5 separate regions of the Mus musculus genome follow, and all the other regions are linked to region 1. Evidence: chromatin loops called from intact Hi-C (ENCODE). Cell type or tissue: heart. All regions are shown on one strand. Region 1 has its middle 10 kb from the start of Gm24565. Region 2 overlaps Gm46970 (a long non-coding RNA gene). Region 3 overlaps Gm32247 (a long non-coding RNA gene). Region 4 holds the start of Eogt (EGF domain-specific O-linked N-acetylglucosamine (GlcNAc) transferase). Region 5 holds the start of Lmod3 (leiomodin 3 (fetal)).

Region 1 (4,000 bases):
ATACTACATAATCAAAAATTAGAACTTTCAGCAGATCTTTAATTCTCTAAGATCATATCTTAAGATCATCCAAGAAAAATTTACAGCGAAGACTTTCAGATTCCGTAGCCTGTGGCCTTTTCCCTCTTTATCACGTACTTTACTAAATACAATGATTTAAAATTAGACAGCAGCTAATGTTTAATTAGTTTAGGATTGGGACTGAGGGCCAGTTGGTAAATGTTTGCCTAGCATGCAAACTGGATTCAATTCCCAGGACTGCACAAACTAAGTGTAATGTCTCCTGGCTATAATCCCAGTATTTAGGAGGTAGAAGCAGGAGGATCCAAAATTCCAACTCATCTTCAGCTCTATGAGTTCAAGGTCAGCCTGGACTATATAAGACCCTATCTCAAGAAGCAAACAAACAGTGAAGGTGTACATTTTTATTTAAAAAAATTTATTAGTATATATCACTTATGCCCAATAATGGATTTTGCTGTGCATTTTAAAAATATGTATTTGACTATATTCCCCCTATTTTGAATTTCTTTTTAGTTACATTATTTTTCCAGTTAAATAAATGAATAGGAAGGAGTGCTTACACACTTCCCTCAGCCTTATGGGCGTTCCTCAGCTCTCTGTTACTTTACTGAAGATGTGCCCTCTAAACTCTGGGCTACAAGTCCTTGACTGACATAGAAGCATTTTATTCTGTTGGTAGTGAAGGGCTGTTGGTAAAACCTTGATGGACTCGAAGGTCACAGCCCACTTCCCCCCAGGCAAATGAAGCACTGTGGTTTCCATAACAGGCAAGAACATTAGCAGGGTAATTACAGGAGCTACTGGAGACCAGCTAAGAAAGAGGTTGCCAGCCTCTAGGTGGACCACAACGATCACATTCCCAGATCCAGATCATAGTCACCATCTTGTTTTGCTAATAGTTTTGCCCTCTCTTCTAATCCTTTCACAGAAATTAACCTATGTGGGAATCAGGCACTCGGCACCTGCAACTTTGCCTACCTTCATTCAACCCCACAACCATGCAGTGCCCCCCTTCAGATCTTTAACAGCGTGCACGTGTGTGTACGTGTGTGTTCGTGTCCCGGCCAGAGGGCAGTCCTGGGTACCATCCTCAGAAACGTCCCCTCCCAACTCCTTTAGGTTAGTGTCTTTATTAGCACAGCTCCCGGACCTTGACAGTTAGGCCGGAATGTCTGGCGGCTGAGCCCCTCATCGACTGTCTCTGCCTCCTTTGTGTTGAGGTCACAAGCTTGCCCCACCACGTGGAGCAATTTTATGTGGGTTCTGGGGAAAGAACTCAGGTCTTCATGTTTATGAAAAGAACACTTCACTGACAGAGCCATCTTCCCAGTTACCACTCGAAAATTCCCACGAAAGCTTAGGGGTGCTTTGGAGACAAAAACATATATAGCCACGTGAGACATACAACCATATATTATCAGGGAGCTCACAGAAGCAATCTTTGTCTCTGTGTTAAGAGGCTGATCATGGAGCCAGCACTCCCACCACTCTCACGGAGGAGCTGGGCACGATGGAACTCACACTACTGAGCCACAGCGCCTGAGGCCAAGTCATTCCTCCAGAGGCCAGTGTAACTCAGAGAACACTGATGGAGAAAGCTGCCCTGAGGACAATTAACTCCAGGCGTGGTAGCGCACACAATGCTAGCGAAGCCTTGTTAATCAAGAGAAACCAAGAGAACTTGCTTTCCAACTCAGGAACGACGGGAAAGCGGTAGTTCAGAGAACGCACATGACTCTTGGCTCTTCCTGAAGAAGAGCCTGAAGATCCTTTCTCACCGTCCCAGGTTCTGATCTTCTGTCTGCACTTCCATAGGAATGACCTTCAAAGTTTCCTGTTTAATGAATGAATGTCCACAAAGGCGGGAGCTGCTACCGACAGTGTCTGAATCACCAGGCTCTGCATTCAGCAACACTTCCCGTGCTGAACAGCCTCGGCTCCGGTCTCACTTGTCAGCTTTTATTAAGTCCACATGGCGTGAAGAGCCAGCGCTGTGAGGGGCACTTGACCAAGAAAATTAAAGTAATTTAGCCCTCATCTAGTAAACCGTCGGTAGGGCAGGCCTCCAGGCTGTTAGATTTTGCTAATTTAATCTCATGAAGATGGGTAAATGATAGGGATAATTTTTTAATGGAAAACTAGAAAAATTAAAAATATGAAAATGGTATTTTTGCATTACAGAAAGTACATTCAACATTTTTGGTAGATTTGATTTTATTTAGAACTAAATAGTATTCAAATGTAATGCTAATTTCAATTCCTGTAATTTTTACAGGAGTTTTAATAACTGGAATTTGGAGCAACGAATTAGTTGCGCTGAGAATGAAGTTGCACTTTGGAAAGTATGCCAGCAGGTGGCAGTGTCTGACAAAGGGTTTTTTAACTTTTTGCCTTTTCCCTTCCCCCGCAGCAAATTCAAGTCAAAAAAATAATTAGGCATCGCTTATTTCTTATTACTACAGAAGCAGCTGGTTCAATCCTTTGGAAAAGAAAAATAAAATGATTATCTTCAACTGATTCTCTAAATATCCCAAATTGATTTCAATAAGTCAGTATTATTTTTTGGCAATATAGATTAATTTGTACAGATGAGAATAGTTTTATTCGTGTGTGTGTGTGTGTGTGTGTGTGTGTGTCTTTTATCACTCTTTCTCTTTATTTTTTGAGTCAGAGCCTTTCACTGAACTAGAGTGACTTGGTTGGGCTAGCTGAGCAGCGAGTCCCAGGCATCCTGCTGTATTGTCTCCCCCAGAGCTGACTCGGCTGGCAGGGCACACACTGTTGCTTTTTTATTGTGTGCTTGGAATTGAACTCAGGTCCTCCTTGTTTTATGGCAGTCACTTTACAGCATAGCCAGCTGACCAACCCTAAGAACAGCTTTTTTTCTTTTTAAAGCTGATTGAACAGAGGCATTCTCTCAATTCTTTTACAGGCACGAATCTTCAATAACATCCCCAATCGATTTTGTTATTATTTCAATTCAATTGACTTGTGTGCCAAACAAAAATTGGAGTGTTTCTGCCACAAATCTCCTTAATCTTTCCTTTAAGAACTAACAAACAGATAAAAATAAAATTAAAAACTGAGGTGAGATGCACCTGCCTGCAATCTCCTTACCAAGGAGGCAGAGGCAGGAGCATGACTGCAAATTCAAGGCCAGCCTGGTCTACATAGAGAGTCCCAGACCAGCCAGGACTACACACTGAGACCATGCCTAAAGGTAACATTTTCTCTTCTTTATTAAAAGGTAACATTTTCTCTTCTTTATTAAAAGGTAACATTTTCTCTTCTTTATTAAAAAGAAAAACAAGAGAAGGTAAAGATGTTAGTGGTTAAGAGAGAATTCAGAATCCTCACTCTGTTTATTCTGGTTGGAATCCCAGCTGTGTTTTCTTTGAATATTAAACTGTTTTGACATTTTTTTTTTCATACTGTCTTCTGTCTTTATTATTTAGATCAACCATATCTCAGGAGCTGTGCCTATGTATAATGTTGCATATCCAATGTACATGCATGTCATAAAACGATGCCATTTCACTCAGCAACCATATCAGGCAGAGAGTAAGGAGGAGTAGGAAATCGAGGACTCTGCCTCCCCAGACCTGGCACCCTGCCTGAGGACATGGGGATAAATGTGCCACAAGTTTCTGAAAAGACTCAGATGACCTCTGCTGCAGAGCAAGGACAGCAAGGTGAGGAAGATGCAGAGTACAGAGGTCTAGAAAGGCACTGTGGCCTTATTAACCCTTGAGGGACTCGTGGCTCATGGATCTGCAGGCTCATTCGAGGCTGGGCAGCAGCAAATGAAACTGTGGAGACAGTGAGAAGAGCTGGGTGATGGAGTCATTGCAGTGGGACTCAGAGTTGGCCTGTTGTATGGGAAAGGATGAACGGATGGGGAAGCAGAGAGATCTTCTGGGCCGAGAAAGCATGAACAAAGACTTAAAACTCATTTCAGGACATGGGGAGTCACTGG
Region 2 (4,000 bases), 210 kb after region 1:
TTTTTTTAAATCTGATCTCCCCAACACTGCCCCTTTCAACACTAATGTCCTCTTGTTCTTTTTAAATAACTCGCTGAGTCCAACTACTGCCGTCCATATGTGCACAGGCGTGGGGCCATCCACCAGTGCCCTGGTTCTGAGCCTTCCGAATGCTTTAATACAGTGCTTCATGGCACGGTGACCTTCAAACATAAAATTTTGGTGGCAACTTCATAACTACAATGCTGCTAGTCTTATGAATTGTAATGTAAATATCTCTGTTTTCTGATGGTCTTTGGCGACCCCTCAAAGCAGTCATGAGCCACAGATTGAGAACTGCCTCACTAAGAGACAGTCAACCTTCCAGAGGCTACGCCCCTGAAGGAAATGGACTCTTCCTTCCCCGGCAGCCAGCACCTGCAGGAAGCTCCTCGTCTAGGACTGGGTATCAGGAGCCTGTCCTCACTTCATGCCTGGAATTTTGACTGGCTTGTAACCCTGACTCATAGTCTTTCTGTCCCCTTTTCCACCATTCTTCCCCTTTGCCTTGGGGAAGGGGTAGCCTTGGGGTAGGGTAAGATTAATAGAAACAGACTATTCGGGGCTTGAACCCTGAACAACCACTTAATTCTCAGCTCTCTGACCAGCTGTGGATGGGATATCGCAGGGAAGTCTAAATGCCCACTGGGTTTGATATCCAAACTCTTCTCACAGAATCGATATTAAGGACTGTGGGTAGCTCCATATCAGGAGTCACTGGGAGAAAGGCAGAGCTGGTCTTCAGGAGGGAAGTGGCTCTGTAGCTGCCAACCACCTGGCCACTGTGCTTCACTAACCCTGACTCGGAAGCAGGAAGCAGGAAGCAGGAAGCATCGTAGGCTACGTGAACCCTTCATTCAGGTGTTCCTACTTCTAGGCTTTATCTGGAGAACTAGAAGGAAGGCCCGGAAGGAATTCGGCTTTCAGCAGCACAGCTTCTAACCTGAGGCCGACAAGCACTTTGTTTCAAGCTGGAAGAAGAGTCTTTAACATTTCATTTAATTTGATTACTAATTAACATAGTTTTAAAATTTAGCGTTCTCCTTAACTACAGTCATGATGGCAAACAACGGAAGGCTGCTTACCAAAAACCACAGGTTTGCAGCGGCTTTGGCAGGGAGCTTGGTAGAGGAAAGCTACATCTCCCTGAAGTCTCCGTACTGAAGGGAAAGCAGGAATGCACAGGCTTTCCTTCCTCCAAGGATCTGTATGTTACATAGTGGGAAGAGAGCTTAAGAAAGAGCAATCGTAGCTATGTTCAAGCAAACTGGAGTGTTAAAGGGAATTTAAATTACTTTAATTGCAAGAACTTTCAGACATTTAGAAAACGTGGGTGAATTGCCAAAAAAAGAGGATAGAATGTATACATATTACATAATGTAAACTTTTTCTTAGTTATTTTATCCCTAGACCCTTCTTTCATGAAATCCTGAGTCGGGTTAGCCACACTTTCTAACAGGCTTTTTGAAGACTTTTAAATAGGAATTCTCTAGGTCCACCACTAGGGGTCAGTCGTGCCGCACCCAGCGCTACCCTGGTCCTTTCCTATCCTGACCAAACATTCACCAAGTGCCCTCTACACACCTGAGGCTGGCTGGTGTTTTCAAGTATACATTACTAACGTTCAAGGAATGCATAAAAAGAGGTTTAGGAGCCCTCGAAACCGCCTCACTTTCAGACCCACCCCCAACCCCGGCCTTGAATCTGAACCCTGAGGGGTTCTCAGCCATATTTCTCCTAGGGACAAGGCCTTTCTGTCATTGCAGGCTCCAGGAGCACCTCGTGGACCTCACAGGTGGCCACTGAGGAGAAATTCCTCAGACACGGCTAGAACTGCACTACCTTCTCTGGTTTGAGCTTCTGCTTGCCTGTCAGGCCTGGTTGGCCACTCTGAGGAAACTTCTGAGAACCATGGTCAGAGTCCCAGGCCTGACTAGAACTGATATGCCTAAAGTGAGGCAGCCACCCTCCCTTTCCATGCCAGGACAGACATCATCAATCTCCCACAGCATCCCTTGGTCACAGAACTCAAAATGGTCTCAGGATCCCTTCCTGATTCAGGCAGACATTACTAATCAAAAGGCTATTAGTTAACATGACTGGGAAATTTCGCCTTGAAGGTTATCATGTAAGTTTCTTCCATGTTTTGAACCTTCTCTGGTGATTTGATTTAATTTCTCTAACCTTCTACGGGGACCACACATGCATGAGCAGAGAGAGAGAGAGAGAGAGAGAGAGAACATGGGTCATATATGGTGGCACTGACAAGTAAACCCACCCCTGGGGAGCCTGAGGTGGGAGGCCCTGGAATTCAAGGACATGTCTCAAGAAACTGGTGTTTTGTTTTTTTCTGACCCGCAGTAAAATGTATGTCTCGATAGCCCCAGCTATTTTTACTACAGCTTCCCCATGATGCCCGACTCAGGTACCACACATAATTGAAACAGGGCTGCTGCTGCATCCCTGGTCACAGGTCCAAACCTGGGTCACCCTGTGGCTTACCTTCTGGATTCCTGATACTGTCATATGACACATATCTCATTTTAATTATCAAGTCCATGGTACTAGCAGATTCTGTGAATGAAGTGCTGAAAAAACCGTGTGTGTGTGTGTGTGTGTGTGTGTGTGTGTGTGTGTGTGTGTGTGGTGTGCTTCCAGCAAAATCTATGTCAGGTATGAGAAGCAGCTGCGATGGTGGACTTTTAGCCTCTCTAGCATCTGACAGCCCTGTTTCTATTGAATGCTGAGCACATCCTTAGTATTTCAGAATCAGAGGCACGATGGCACAGTTACTAGACATGGCTTCTGAGGTGAAGTGGGGCCCCGCTTCTTGCCTTAATTGGAATTAGAGTCTCTGGTGACTTACTCTTAACACCCATCTCCTATGGCTCATTTGTGTGGCCACTGCTGCCACTGCAAAGATTGTGTGGGGCTGGGAATTTGATAGTATAATTACCAGACATTTATAGTACCCGTAGGTGCTACAGTGAAAGATGAAGACAAAGGCAGCCATGTACACTCGAGTCCCAAGAATTCAGCTGTGAGATCTGACAGCTCGGCCCCAGGACCAGAATTTAATTTACAAATGGAGCATTAAGGAGTGAACTTTCCCCCCATGGCCAGTGCGCTGAGCTGGGGGCAGAGCATGCTTCCAGAACTGGCTTCAGGACATGGTCACCCGTCACTTAGGACGATGAGGAAATAATGAGCGGCCACGTTCCACCTCGCTGTTCATTCTCTAGAAGATTCCCTGTGAAATTCCACCCCATCCACATCCTTACGACAGCTGAAGAGATTGGTCTTTGTCAAGGAGCTTGTCAGAAGTGCTTGTGGGGCGAGGGGGATTTCTAGTGTCAGGAGGAGGGGACACGGCACATTGGATATTGGGAAGAAAGCATGATGCAAATATTACAATGAGCGATGAAACTTGCCGGTGAGAGAGCTCTGTGAAGGCTGAGAAGTAGTGGGTGTCTTAAGGAGCAATAACACACCTCCCTCTCCCGGAATGCCTAAGGCCATCTTCCACATCAAAGATGGGAGTTAGGAGGTCCAAAGGGAAGGATAAAAAAGCCGTTGCTTTCCAAGCCCCTCACTGAGAGATAAAGTCAGCACAATTTGTGGTTCAGGATTATACACACATTCTTTCAGCTTTACCTCAAGACAGCAGCTTCGGAAATTAACTCAGGGTTCCTCAGCAAATCTTAGATGTGCCTTTTCCAGTTGAAGGAAGCCACTTCAACTCCAACTAGGAACATTCACATGGGGACTCAAGGTAATTGACAGATATATCGGTTCTTGTGTCTTCCTGGGATCATTTGATTTATGACGGGGGTGGGGGAGTACCTCATTTGTTCAGTGTTCGTTTTTTATTAGCAGTGAAATCAAGGAGTTTCTCCTTACATATAGTTTCTTTTTTGTATATCTTATGAAAATCACCCGTTCCCATCCCTAGCATAACTAAGAAAGAAAAAAATTAATCTGG
Region 3 (4,000 bases), 120 kb after region 1:
AGTGCTAGGGAATTTAATGATGCTTAAGCCACTAAATTTCAATTAAATAAACGTTCAGGTGGTTGGGTATGGTTAACAACCCTGTGCTATGTATGTCAACATGGCTGTAAAGGAAGATTTTTAAATGTTCTCATTACAGAAAATAGAACTATTTGGATATGCTCATTTCTACGACTTGATCATCATATATCATGTTCATTATGAAAACATAATTTTGTAACCCTAAATATGTACAGTGATCACTTGTCAATTAAAAGTAACACTTTTAAAACATCCCCTTTTAGAACTAATAGAATGGTGTCAAATAGTAGCCTGGGTCTGGAATCTTCTCTCCAAATAGACTCCAGCACACCTACCAATCAACACGCTTAGGTTAAAATCTCCAAATAGTGACCATTAGTGAAAAATAAAGCAAAGCAACCACACAAAATCCTACCACGCAGGTCAGAACTAATGCTAGCCTCCCTTGACATGGGTCCTGTCAAGACCATCTCAGAGTTGCTCCTCCTCTGTAGTTCCGTAGCTTTGGGATCAGATAACATGGTGGCAGAACAGTAAAGGAATAGTTATTCATGTCCTGTGGAGTGCCCTCGCCCTTTGGAGGGAGAGATGCTGCTGCCTGTGTTCTCTGATGTAGCATTTCAGCCGATCTCTGCTCCACTCTCAGTCTAGCCCATAACGTGCTGGATTTCTGCTTTGGCTGCTCTCCAAGGCGTTTCAACCAGTTTAAGTGCCAAAGGAACATTATTAAAAAGCATTTTCACATGTGAAGGGCATAGTGATAGGCCCTTAAAAGGCAGTTATATATGCATTTCTGTGAAGTTTGCATTCAGTTATTTTGCTTGCATAATTTGGAAGCAAGAGAGAGGAGCAGCCACATGGCATTTTCACAGCTAAGCTGCTGCAATAGCTTTGCATTCGATTGAACATTATGAAATTGCCAGTATTGACCCTGAAAAGCAATTTCCTATCATTTAGTGTAACATCTACCCTGCTTTAAACAGCACTATTTAAGCTTTCAAATTCTGTTTTAATTTCAGGGCACCATAGTTCATGCACTTAAGACACTAATTTTGCTTATTCATATCACATCTCATACTCAAAAATTAGAAATAATATTTTAATGCTATATTTGAGCATAAAATGCAATAGCCTCAGAGGCCTTATTGGAAAGAGAGGATTTGGATTCATCTTGCTGTATGTGAAAAGGCCCTGGGGTTAACAGAAAGATGAAGCCATTATGAGAGTAAACATCTCCCATAGAAGCAGCAAGGAGCAAAAGACACATTTGGTGTCTTTGGGATGGGGAGTTTGTGTAGCACTTAAGTGGAAATGTATGACATCATGGCATTCTTTAAGAAGGGACAACATGGTCTGTAGTATAGCTTTGGATGGCCATGATCCTCATCAGCAGTTACTGCTAATAAAAGAATATTATAGAAATAAAACACAGCAACTGCCCTTGAACCAGAGTAACTCCAAGAACAGTTTCTAATATGTCCAATATCACTAGGTTCTATTTTAGTTTTGAGACAGGATTTCATATTATACCTCAGGCTGTCCTGGAACTTTCTCCCTAGCTCAGGGTGATCTAGAATGGATATTTCTTGAGGGATAAGATTACAGTTGTATACTACAAAGCCTGACTCAATATTTGTTTATTTTTTTAAAGATTTATTTATTTATTATATGTAAGTACACTGTAGTTGTCTTCAGACACACCAGAAGAGGGCATCAGATCCCATTACAGATGGTTGTGAGCCACCATGTGGTTGCTGGGAATTGAACTCAGGACCTCCTGAAGAGCAGTCAGTGCTCTTAATCATTGCGCCATCTCTCCAGCCCCCTCAATATTTGATTTTTAAAGAACTCCCCCCCAAACCAGTGGAGAGTTGCCTAAGCTAATAACAGAAGTGCCTCAAATAGTGAGGTCCACAGGCATAGTACCCAGATGGGGTCACCATGCTGAGTCACTCAGACCTAGAAGCCAACCAAAATTGATTTAACAGCTAACTCACTTCGGGCACATCCCATCTCCTCCCTGGTTCTGTGTCCTCCTCTGTCTTCACGTCTAGAATGGAAACTGTAGGACTGAATTCTTCCTAGGGTTGGTAATTAAATGACCTGCCTTACATGCAGGGAACCCAAGTGTGGCTATTCTAATTACACATAAATGAACGCTTGCTCACTTGCAAGCCTCTAGCTATGGAACATGTGTGCTTTTATCCCAAATTTCAGTGATCAGCAGGAAATCTTTGGAAAGTACAAACCTGCTAAAATTAAAATCTTGCTGCAGGGATGATGTGACCTTCTTTTAACCTTGTCTTTCAAATTTTGCATAAAGCAAACAAAAAAAATCAAAGAAGCCTAATTGGTATGGGTAAATAATGCGTGGCACATTAATAAAATACTTGATTTATGTATGTGCCTTGCATATATATCTTTGAAGTATGAAGTATAAAGGTTAAAGATTCTTATTCAGAGTAGCGATCTCATGGTACTTTTCCATTCCCACCATGCTTACTTTGCTGTATTGTCAAAAAAAAAAAAATCTCTAAATGAGAGGCTGGAGAGATAGCTCAGCAGTTAAAAGCACTGTCTCCTTTCCCAGAGGATCTGTGTTCATTCCCAGTACCCACAGGATAGCTCACAACTGTCTGTAACTCCAGTTCCAGGGCAGCCAATGCCCTCTTCTGGCCTCTGGGAGCACCAGGCACAAAAGTGGTAAGTAGGTATATGTGCAAAGAAAATACCAATACACATAATTTCTTTTTTTAAAATTCAACAAGCATGTATCTACCATTAATCAAAATAAATGAATACTTTTAAAGTGTTCTAATTTGGATATTTATAGTACATATCTTTGTTAACGCAGTAGCTCGATTTCATGACATACATACCAAAATACCAAAACACTCCTTTATGCTAAAAAAAAAAGACAAAAAACAAACAAACAAACAAAAACCTCCCAAATGGTAAAATAGGGCTGGAAACAGACAGAAATTTTTAACATAACCTTCCATCAAAACTATTCCTTTTTGTGTAATAGAGCTGTGAGCGGGGCCTTAATTTTTTTTTTTAAAAACCTGGAAATTCTGTATTTTTGGTTCCTGATGTTCATGGCTGTCATTTTGACCATAGATATTTGCCTCATATCTATTAAATTACAGCTTCCTGCAGAACACATATTTTATTCGATTCATTGCAGTGTTTTGTTTTTTTCACACTGCCCAGCATGGAGTTACCTATTTACTGGTTTGACAAAGACTACAAGAGGTGTTGATCATTTTTTTTTTGAAACTCAAATAAATAATATTTTCACTGTCTAGATGTTGTCTCATTGGGCTTATCTTACAATCATATTTAGACACAGGTTTACATATATATATTTGTGTTTTAAAAACAAATACCATCCTCCTATCAATGGCTTTGCTCCTCTTCCATTCTTCCCCCTCTTTATGACAGCATCTCCTAGAGAATTGATTGGCCCAAAAAAAAAAAAAAAAAAAAAAAAAAAGAGTCTCTTTTTTGAAACAAGACCTGTGCATGCATATTCATTATCTTTCTTCACTCTTGACCAAACACCTATAGAAACAACTTGAGGGAGCAAAGATGAACTTGAACTTGACTCACAGTTTCAGAGAGTCTGGTCTGGCATGGTGGGAAAAGCATGGAGAAAGCCATAGCAGCATTCATTGCAACGTCATATCGCCACGGACCAGGAGGCAGAAAACTGGGGAACTTATCCAGACTCTTGTCTTCAAAGGCTCACCGCTAGTACTTTCACCAGCCAAGTCCCACCTTCCAAAAGGTCTCCTGGTTTACAAAGTATCCCCACCTAGAAGGAAACAAAAGTCTCAAAAACTTTCGCTTATGGGGAGATATTTTTACCTGGGTGATTGCATTGAACAGGCGTTTTGTATCGAGGTTTGCAATTTTACAGGTGGGTACCACCTCTTCCCAGGGTCCTGTTCCCAAGCTGGTCAGCTGATCTCTCGGG
Region 4 (4,000 bases), 590 kb after region 1:
TGTTGAGACTTGCAGGAAAATTGAGAAGTGCAGAATATGTGTATGACTTCCTGAGTGTTTCTTCCCTCACAATGCCAGCTATTTCATCCTAGCTACTTCACTTTGGCTTGTCATACAATGCTAGGATTGTCACTAACAGTTCAGTTGCTGAGCACAGCCTAGGTTGTTTTTTAATTCTCCCCATCTTTGAAGGTCTTCTAAGGAGACACAAAGTATGTTTTGAAGTTGTTTGAGTAGTTCCTTTGTGCTCACATGCATCAACTGGAAAACATTTAGGTCCATTTCAGCTTTCAAGGATTGCTGCATATTTTTTAAATTTTGTTTTATAATGTAACTGTCTGCATCATTCAAGATCCCTTTTCCTCTTATACCAGCAGTCCTTCTGTTTAGTAAACATTTTAAATATTACTTCATCTGTGAAGTGTGTGTAAGTGTATATGTAGATGTGGTGTGTTGTTTGGGAGGTATGTGTTGTGTCTATGTGTGTTTTATTGTGTGTCCATGTTTGGTGTGTATATTTGTGCCTGTGTGTGTAGATGTGTACCCCTCAGGTAAGTGATAGCATCATTTTCCACCTAGTAATGTGCAGTGTACAAAGACACCATTAGTTACTTTCTGTACGGGCACAGTTCTACATTTGGTTGGTTCTCTGTAGCAAGCCCATTCAGTCATCTCTGTAGTCCATGCACTAACTCTTTGAACTGAGGAAAAAGTCAGTTATAATGTTGTTATTTCAGAGGTTTGTTTCAGAGACTGAAAGCTAACAGAGCTAACTCATTCACTCAATTTTCTGTTGGTGGGATTTGAGTCTATATCAGTATCAATTTATGCCAGGTGGCTTGCCTTTAATCCCAGCAGGCAGATCTTTGAGTTTGAGACCTTCTTGGTCTACAGAGTGAGTTCCAGGACAGTCAGGCTACACAGAGAAGTCCTGTCTTAAAAGATCATTTTGAAGAGTCAGAATTTAAATTTTTTATAATGATATATTTTGAGGAAATTGGAAATAGCTATTACAGTAATACAGAACTCAGTCTCATTTTAAAATTCCATTTCTTGCTTCCTATGAGTCTCAATAACTCCTTAATATATGTTAGTACCTGAAAGAGCCCCATGTAGATAGCATGCCAGTGTGATTAGTTTATTTTTGCCATTAGGTTAATCTGTGTTTAGCAAACATTTCACCTACTTCATGTACTTGGTTTTAACTGTATATCATTGCACCTCAAGCTCCTTTTAAAGTTGATTCAAAATAGCCATAATTACATGTTTTGCTGTAATGGGAAGCTGCATTTCCTGAAAAACAACGAAACCGGTAGAGTACCAACTAAGCTGAAACAAACAGTCTCCTAAAGTTGTGCTGTGGTCACGTCACACAAGCGCCCTGGTTCCATCGCCTTTGCCAGGCTTACTAGTGTGGTTAGTGGCTGAGTTAAGAGCACTGGTACTCTTTCAGAGGACTGAGTTCAAGTCCTAGTACACACATAGCAGCTAATAACTGTAACTCCGGTTCCAGAGATCTGATGCCCTCTTCTGGCCGTGTGTGCATACACGCACAAAATACCTATACATAAAAATTTTAAAATGCATTTTAAAAACTACTGTAATGTTCTTTTGTTCTTTAATGTGTGTTTGGCACATGTAAATGACATGCTAACACAATACATACTGAACAGGATATATATTAAACAAATTATATACATATTAAACACATACACATATAAAACACAGCTGGTCTGGAACTTGCGACATAGATCAGGCTGGCCTCAAACTTACAGAGATCCATTTGCCTTTGCCTTCCAAGTGCTAGCTAGGATTAAAGAAAGGCCTTCCCTAAAGTGCCCAGCCCATGTGTATGTTGTATGTTACTGGGGATTGAACCTGGGGTCGTGCACATGTTAGGATAGCACTCATCTCCGTGGTCACTAAGTTGTCTGGGTGTCTTGAACTTCCTTTTATTTTTTATTTTTTTTAAATTTTTTCCATGACTCAGCCTGTGGAGTAGCTGGAACAGCAGGCCTGTACCACCAGTTCTGGTTTCAGTTCTCATAGTAGCTTCTTAAAATTTATAAGACATGTAAGCCTTGTGAACTGAATGCATCTGAGCATGTTTATTTTGACACCATTAATATAAGCTGGGTCCTTTTTTTCATTTATTAGTATTGTATAGGAAGGTGTGAGTATCCAGGAGGTCAGAGAACGAGGTCAGGGAGTGGGTTCTCCCCTTTCGTGGTAGGATCCTAGGATTCAACGTGGGTCGTCAGGCTTGCTCCCACAAGCGCTTTGAAAACTCTAAGCCACCTGTCAGCCCTTGAACCCTTTAATCATAATTTAATGGCTGTCTCCCCCATGCTCCAGAAGGCATGCTGGAACTGCAAGGTGTCAAGAATGGAAGAGAATGGGAGATATGCATACACGTAATCATCACCTAAACAAGCAGTTAGAAATCATCATGAAATAGCAAAAACGTAAAAATTAAACAAGAGTAGCCATTGGACTTGGACACTTCATGGACAGGTACAATTCCCTGGAATCTACAGTATTTTCACTACCCACCAGAGAGTGTCCCACTACATCCAGTCTCATTTGAAAATCAGGGCAGCAACTTCTGCTCAGAATGGGAAAGCAATAAAATTACAACCCTGAGTGATATGTAAACAGTCCCGTAGTCTGCCTGCCTACTCTCTGGTGCTGGAGACCTGCCAAGCGCCTGGAGGAGCAGCCAGGGACTTGCACCCCGGTGTCCCACGTCCCGGAGGGGATGTAGGCGGGTGTCCCCAGTGGATCAGGCTGTGGGTCACAGGGTGTCCGTAACCTTGGCTGATGGGTGTCCAAGAGTGCCTTCCAGACTCTGGTCGCTGGGTGTGGTCAAGGCATTCCGGTCCGCCCTTGAGCCCCGGGCCAAGGTGTCGCGGCAGCTCCCGGGCGCCCCCTGGCCCGGCTTGGGCGCCGGAGGTTTCCGGTTCGCGGCTGCCGGCGGTGACGTCTCGTTACTCCCAAGCTGCCGCCACTGCCGCCGCCGCCGCTCCCTAGTCAAGCTGCAGGTGGGCCCCGCGCCTTCCCCGCCTGTTCCTGGCCGGCGCCTGCACCCCCGTGGGCCCGCAGCCTGACTCTGGGACTCTGATCCCAGCCCGCGGCCTTCAGCTGGTTACCAGGAGTTGATCGGTGGCTGTAGGCTAGGGAGATGCCCAGCCAGGCCTGCCCTGTTGCCTCGATCCCCATGCTGGGGCGGAGTGGCTTCTCCAGGCACACCTGGGAGCCGAGCGTCTCCTAAGACAGCTGCTTCCCCAAGCACCCGGGGCAGGGTTGGCTGCTGCCGGGCGCGAGGGGCTGACTCCGCTACACAGGGGAGGGGTTGACGTTCCGCAGACAACCGGAGGATCGCCACAGCAGGATTGCCACTTCGGCGCCTCAGGCAGCCGAGCTCTGTCTGAGCTCTGTCTGCTTGCCTACCTTGGGACTTGATAGTCTTTGAGTCCCAGATGCACTTCATCTGTCCGCTGCTGGCTCTGTTGCCCAGCAATGCCCTAAGCCATTCATGTGGTAGTCCTAGTAACCCCAGCTCTCATGGTTTACGGCGTTCAGATTTTTACCTTTTTTTCCTCTTCTCTTTTTAGGTCCGTGAAAATCCAATCAAGCCACACACGAGTGGAGCGCGATTGACCGTTTTGTGCAAAAAGACGCGGTAGCCTAACCTACTAAAGCTTTCATCCCTGCCAAGTCTTGCCAGAGAACTCAACTCCGGGAAGGCTTTCTGCCAGGCCCTGAAGTTGTACTTTCATGCACCACAGGGAACCATCACCCAGCATATGCAAGTGGGTACATGCCCTCCCTTGCAAAAGCCAACTTTCTGATCTGCTCCTTTAGATTTTCCCCACGGCCAAGGGTTACTTTTTTCCATGAATGGTCAAGTTTTGTTAACCGGCAGAACGCATTGCAGAGCTGTGGATTTGGATACCCGAAATTTAGGACCTAGTGCTCCAAGCCGCGACCTAGAAGGTTA
Region 5 (4,000 bases), 490 kb after region 1:
ATACAATTGTGCTTTCACCTTGGTGGGAGTGTATCTGAGGTATATACCTCAAAAGGTAGGGTTGTTGGATCAACATAAATGTATGTTAGCAATTTGAAAAAAATTAGTGTCCCTCCCCCACAGTTTACAAAGAAACTCTTTTCATGTCCCTTTTCTCCCAGTATTTCAACAGTATGATTACAAACATTCTCTTCAGAGCCATCTTAATTTAGCTAGGTTTGATAAACACTTACTAAAGACATAAATGGTTTTAAACCCCTTACATGGCCCCTCTCCCTTACATGGAAATTCAGGGCCTTGTTATCCCCATCTGTCAGGTCACAGGATCTAGGTGCAGATAAGAGCAGCTTGCACCGGTTCACTTACACAGGGGTGAATACCATAGCAAGACCTGAGCTGTTCCCTTCAGAGGCACGGCTTCCAGAGCCTGCTGGAAAGATCAGGCAAAGCCCAGCTCACCGGCCACCTTCAGGGGACGACGCTTCTATTCCAGGAGAAACTGCATTTGCTGGCTGGATTTTCATTCTGATGTTTTGTGAGTTGTTTAGATAAGCAGCAGCAGGCTCCCCGGGAGATCTAGAGCATGGGGTGTGGGCTCCCTGGGGTGGGAGGGCTTTAGAAAAGAATGCGTTTATTCCTGCAGAGATTCCATAGCCCGGCTACTCGCTGTCTAGCCCAGCAGCTGTACTGAAATGTCAGATGGATTTGTCCAGATGACTCAAGTTGCCAAAAAGGGACTCATGTAGTAGTTCCACAACTTGACTCTGCCCAGAAAACCTTGCTTAATATAGATCCCACATGAGCTGAGCTATAGTCACTCCCAGCAGCTCAACCAACACCATTGAGTGAGAAAATCTCTCAAGGGTGGGTTGGCCTAAGATATTTGTTAATTAGAAGACACTGAGGTGTTTGCATACTGATTCCTTCTTTAAAATATATCATATTGGATTATTTCTTCTTTTCTGGTGATCTAGAAACAGATAGAAAAAAAGTAAACTATGTCGGGGCACAGCAGGAATTCGGAGCAAGAAGACACCCTTAGTGAGGAGCTCGATGAAGACGAACTCCTAGCCAACTTATCCCCTGAAGAGCTGAAGGAACTGCAGTCAGAGATGGAAGTCATGGCCCCTGACCCCCACCTTCCTGTGGGGATGATCCAAAAGGATCAAACAGACAAGGCACCCACAGGAAACTTCAACCATAAGTCTCTCGTTGATTACATGTATTTGCAAAAGGCGTCTAGACGCATGCTGGAAGATGAACGAGTTCCTGTCAGTTTTGTGCAGTCTGAGGTAACCAGGGATCTGTGTGGGACACAAATGGCTGCCGGGACTGGGCTGGCAGGGTAGTGTTTTGCAATTGTGATTTCTCAAGACTGAATGAAATGTGTGATTCTGTTTTGGATTTTGGCACACCTAAATTAAATTATAATATTAAGTTCTAGCCCAGGCTGTAACTTTCTGAAAAAATAGTATAATTGCAAGGTAGTGGGGAGAAGGTGATAACCTCTTGTCAGTGTTTCTCTTTCAACATTGGCACCAGGGTCTCTGTGTGGAGTTGGTGGTCTGTAGCCATGAATGACATGTAATGGTTTAACACAGAAACAGCTCTTCTGTCTTTTTTTTTTTTTTTTTGGCTTCTCCTTTTGAGAAGCTTGTCCAAATTCTACTCCACATTTCTCCAGACTACTTATGCACATACGATATTTTACATATAATGTCAAAGATTCCCCACTTCTGAAGAAATCTGGCCATACACTAAGCCAAACCCAAGACTGAAAACGTGGGCACACTGTATGTGCATTGGGCATCAGTGATGACACCTGAAAATTGATGTCTAAGAAGGAATCTTCAAGAGAGTCCTCTCTTGAGATACTTATCTAAAAACTAGAGCTGGCATGAGTTTTGTATAAAGCACAGTTAAAATTTAATTACATTTTTTTATTATTAGGTGTGTGTGTGTGTGTGTGTGTGTGTGTGTAAGTGTGTGAGTGTGTGTGTAGGTCAAGCGAGGTGGCAGGTACCTTTACCTGATAAGCCGTCTTGATGGTTCTAAAGGACAAATTTTAATGTTGCACTTAAAAATGATTGAGAAGAAAGAAGACAGATTTCTTATGTATGGTTTCTTTGGGGCCACCTGCTAGACACAGGTGCATGTTGTCACATTGGTGTGATAGAAGACAGTAGTGAGCATTAAGCAGAAACTGAAGTCCAGGAAATAAATTTCAGGCTTGATCAGACCAGAGCTTATCGTGTCCTTTGCAGACCTCTTACAATTGCACTTCTGTGAGTTCGAAGACAATTCCATACAAAGACCAGTTTTAGGAGGACTACAGACAAAAACCAATGCTTTTGTTTCCTCGTGTGCATTAAACAGCTTGATAATTGGCTCCCCCTGCTGGAGCAGATGAGACATGGGGTGTTTTAGGAGGTAGTTTAAGGACAATGTTGTCAACTGTCATGTATCACCAGCGTTGAGTTCTTGCTCAGAACACTGCATGTCAGACTTCTCCACCAGCTTTGGGAATTACAGCCGCAAGATGCACAGACGCACACAAAGTGGAGAAGGATTCAGGAGAAGCTAGTGGACTCTGATCTGAAGCCTGCCTTTTCCCTTCCCAGACACTGCAGAGTTGTAAATCTCACCCTAATCCTGTTCCATTTCAAGGCTGGCTCTTTCCTCAATGCGCTTTGCTTCAGAGACTAGTGAGTAATGAAGGTGGTTTCCCCAGAGCTAGGATTCAAACCAAGGTTTTAAAAACACACTCCAGGTTATCAGAGTAGTCTCCTTCCCCTGCACCATGTCACAGTCTCAGAGCCTCAGGAAATGCAACATCATGCGTGTCTCCGAGAGCAGTGGATACTTTAGGAAGGGTAGAAGGAATATTTTCTTTTTGAGATAAGGGTTTCTCTCTGTAGCCCTGGCTGTCTTGGAACTCACTCTGTAGACAAGTCTGGCCTCAAATTCACAGAGATCCACCTGCCTCTGCCTCCCAGGGCTGGAATGAAAGGCGTGTCCCACCAGAGCTCGGCAGGAAGCTATTTTCTAACAGAGCTCTGTGGAGTAGAAACACTCCCTTTCAAATACACATGGAACAAAGGCTTTGCTACAGGGATCTAAAAATCTGTATCAGTTCCAAATATGTTTTAACAATCATCTTTTAAAATATCGAATCTGTGGGTTGGGGATTTAGCTCAGTGGTAGAGCGCTGCTTGCCTAGCAAGCACAAGGCCCTGGGTTCGGTCCTCAGCTCTTGGAAAAATAAATAAATAAATAAGTAAATAAATAAATAAAATAGCATCTGAAAACAAAATTAACTAACTTTTATTTGAATGTACTTGGTCTTGTGTATCCTCAGGGACTCCATCCTTGAATTCAACGAATTGTGAACTGAAAACACTAAAAAAGGTTTATTTGTTTATTTATTTATTTGCCATGTGGACTGGATATATACAGACACTTTTTTCTTTTTTAAAATAAAACAGTCCCTGTTTGCATCATGTATAGCAGCTATTAGGGTGTCTAGAAACAGGGTAAAATGTCTCATATGGGCAGGCGGGGTGTAGGATAGAAATGTGCATACACATATATATGTATGTACGGGCACAACCCCAAGCGTGTGTCTGCAAAAGTTCCTCCTAACTTGGTTGGTTTTGCTCACCGTGGGATCCTCTGTAGCAGCAACACAAGGCAAATGTAAAACCAAAGGCTGCACAATGCAGGTAGCAGGCACGCGGCAGACGTTCAGTTCCTCCAGGGGTTACCTTCCTGACTCAGAAAAACAAAAACAAGGCTTTGATAATAATTATAGAAGTGTTTTCCTGTACATATATAAATTTGTACGTGTACATATATGGAATAACATTACACATACGGTTTATTAGATTGAGTTAGTTCACTTAAAATGGTTTTCATTAAAGTTTTTGTTTGGTTTGGTTTGGTTTTGAGACAGGGTCTCTCTATGTAGCTCTGGGTAGTAGAGACACATTATTTAGACCAT

Evidence for each region. A loop is a pair of places that touch in the nucleus more often than their neighbours do. Peaks named below come from ENCODE experiments on the same cell type or tissue, not always from the same donor. Only the 100,000 strongest peaks of a DNase experiment are listed, where the experiment ranks them.
Region 2: a loop joins it to region 1, with 5 times the contacts of the local background. A loop is called at or near these places in 30 of 42 quality-filtered maps.
Region 3: a loop joins it to region 1, with 5 times the contacts of the local background. A loop is called at or near these places in 7 of 42 quality-filtered maps.
Region 4: it touches region 1 in a loop (4-fold over the local background); 2 of 42 quality-filtered maps call a loop at or near these places.
Region 5: it touches region 1 in a loop (9-fold over the local background); 26 of 42 quality-filtered maps call a loop at or near these places.

Annotation. Positions count from the first base shown.
Region 1 is chr6:97,738,696-97,742,695 of GRCm38, reverse strand. No RefSeq gene overlaps it. Among named protein-coding and RNA genes, the nearest start is that of Gm24565, 10 kb to the right of the region's middle. In heart, a CTCF peak has its summit at 2,354 (motif pointing right); no DNase peak of the experiment used is centred here; H3K4me3 peaks cover 242 bases; H3K27ac peaks cover 165 bases.
Region 2 is chr6:97,523,884-97,527,883 of GRCm38, reverse strand. The region is part of intron 1 of Gm46970 (a long non-coding RNA gene); the gene reads right to left. It also overlaps a transcript of Frmd4b not described here. Among named protein-coding and RNA genes, the nearest start is that of Gm25852, 22 kb to the left of the region's middle. In heart, no CTCF peak of the experiment used is centred here; a DNase peak (open chromatin) is centred at 1,674.
Region 3 is chr6:97,619,193-97,623,192 of GRCm38, reverse strand. Gm32247 (a long non-coding RNA gene) reads right to left here. Exons shown (of 4, transcript XR_003956339.1): 3 at 3,634-3,838. Among named protein-coding and RNA genes, the nearest start is that of Gm32247, 4.7 kb to the right of the region's middle. In heart, no CTCF peak of the experiment used is centred here; no DNase peak of the experiment used is centred here.
Region 4 is chr6:97,147,873-97,151,872 of GRCm38, reverse strand. Eogt (EGF domain-specific O-linked N-acetylglucosamine (GlcNAc) transferase) reads left to right here and starts at 2,987. Exons shown (of 18, transcript NM_175313.5): 1 at 2,987-3,041; 2 at 3,615-3,996. In heart, CTCF peaks have their summits at 1,526 (motif pointing left) and 2,920; DNase peaks (open chromatin) are centred at 2,892 and 3,992; H3K4me3 peaks cover 1,718 bases; H3K27ac peaks cover 1,724 bases.
Region 5 is chr6:97,249,570-97,253,569 of GRCm38, reverse strand. It overlaps Lmod3 (leiomodin 3 (fetal)), which reads left to right and starts at 813. Exons shown (of 3, transcript NM_001081157.2): 1 at 813-1,292. The coding sequence starts at 999. Gm32191 (a long non-coding RNA gene) reads right to left here and starts at 666. Exons shown (of 4, transcript XR_869294.2): 1 at 460-666. In heart, a CTCF peak has its summit at 2,404 (motif pointing left); DNase peaks (open chromatin) are centred at 639 and 2,389; H3K4me3 peaks cover 2,258 bases; H3K27ac peaks cover 2,293 bases.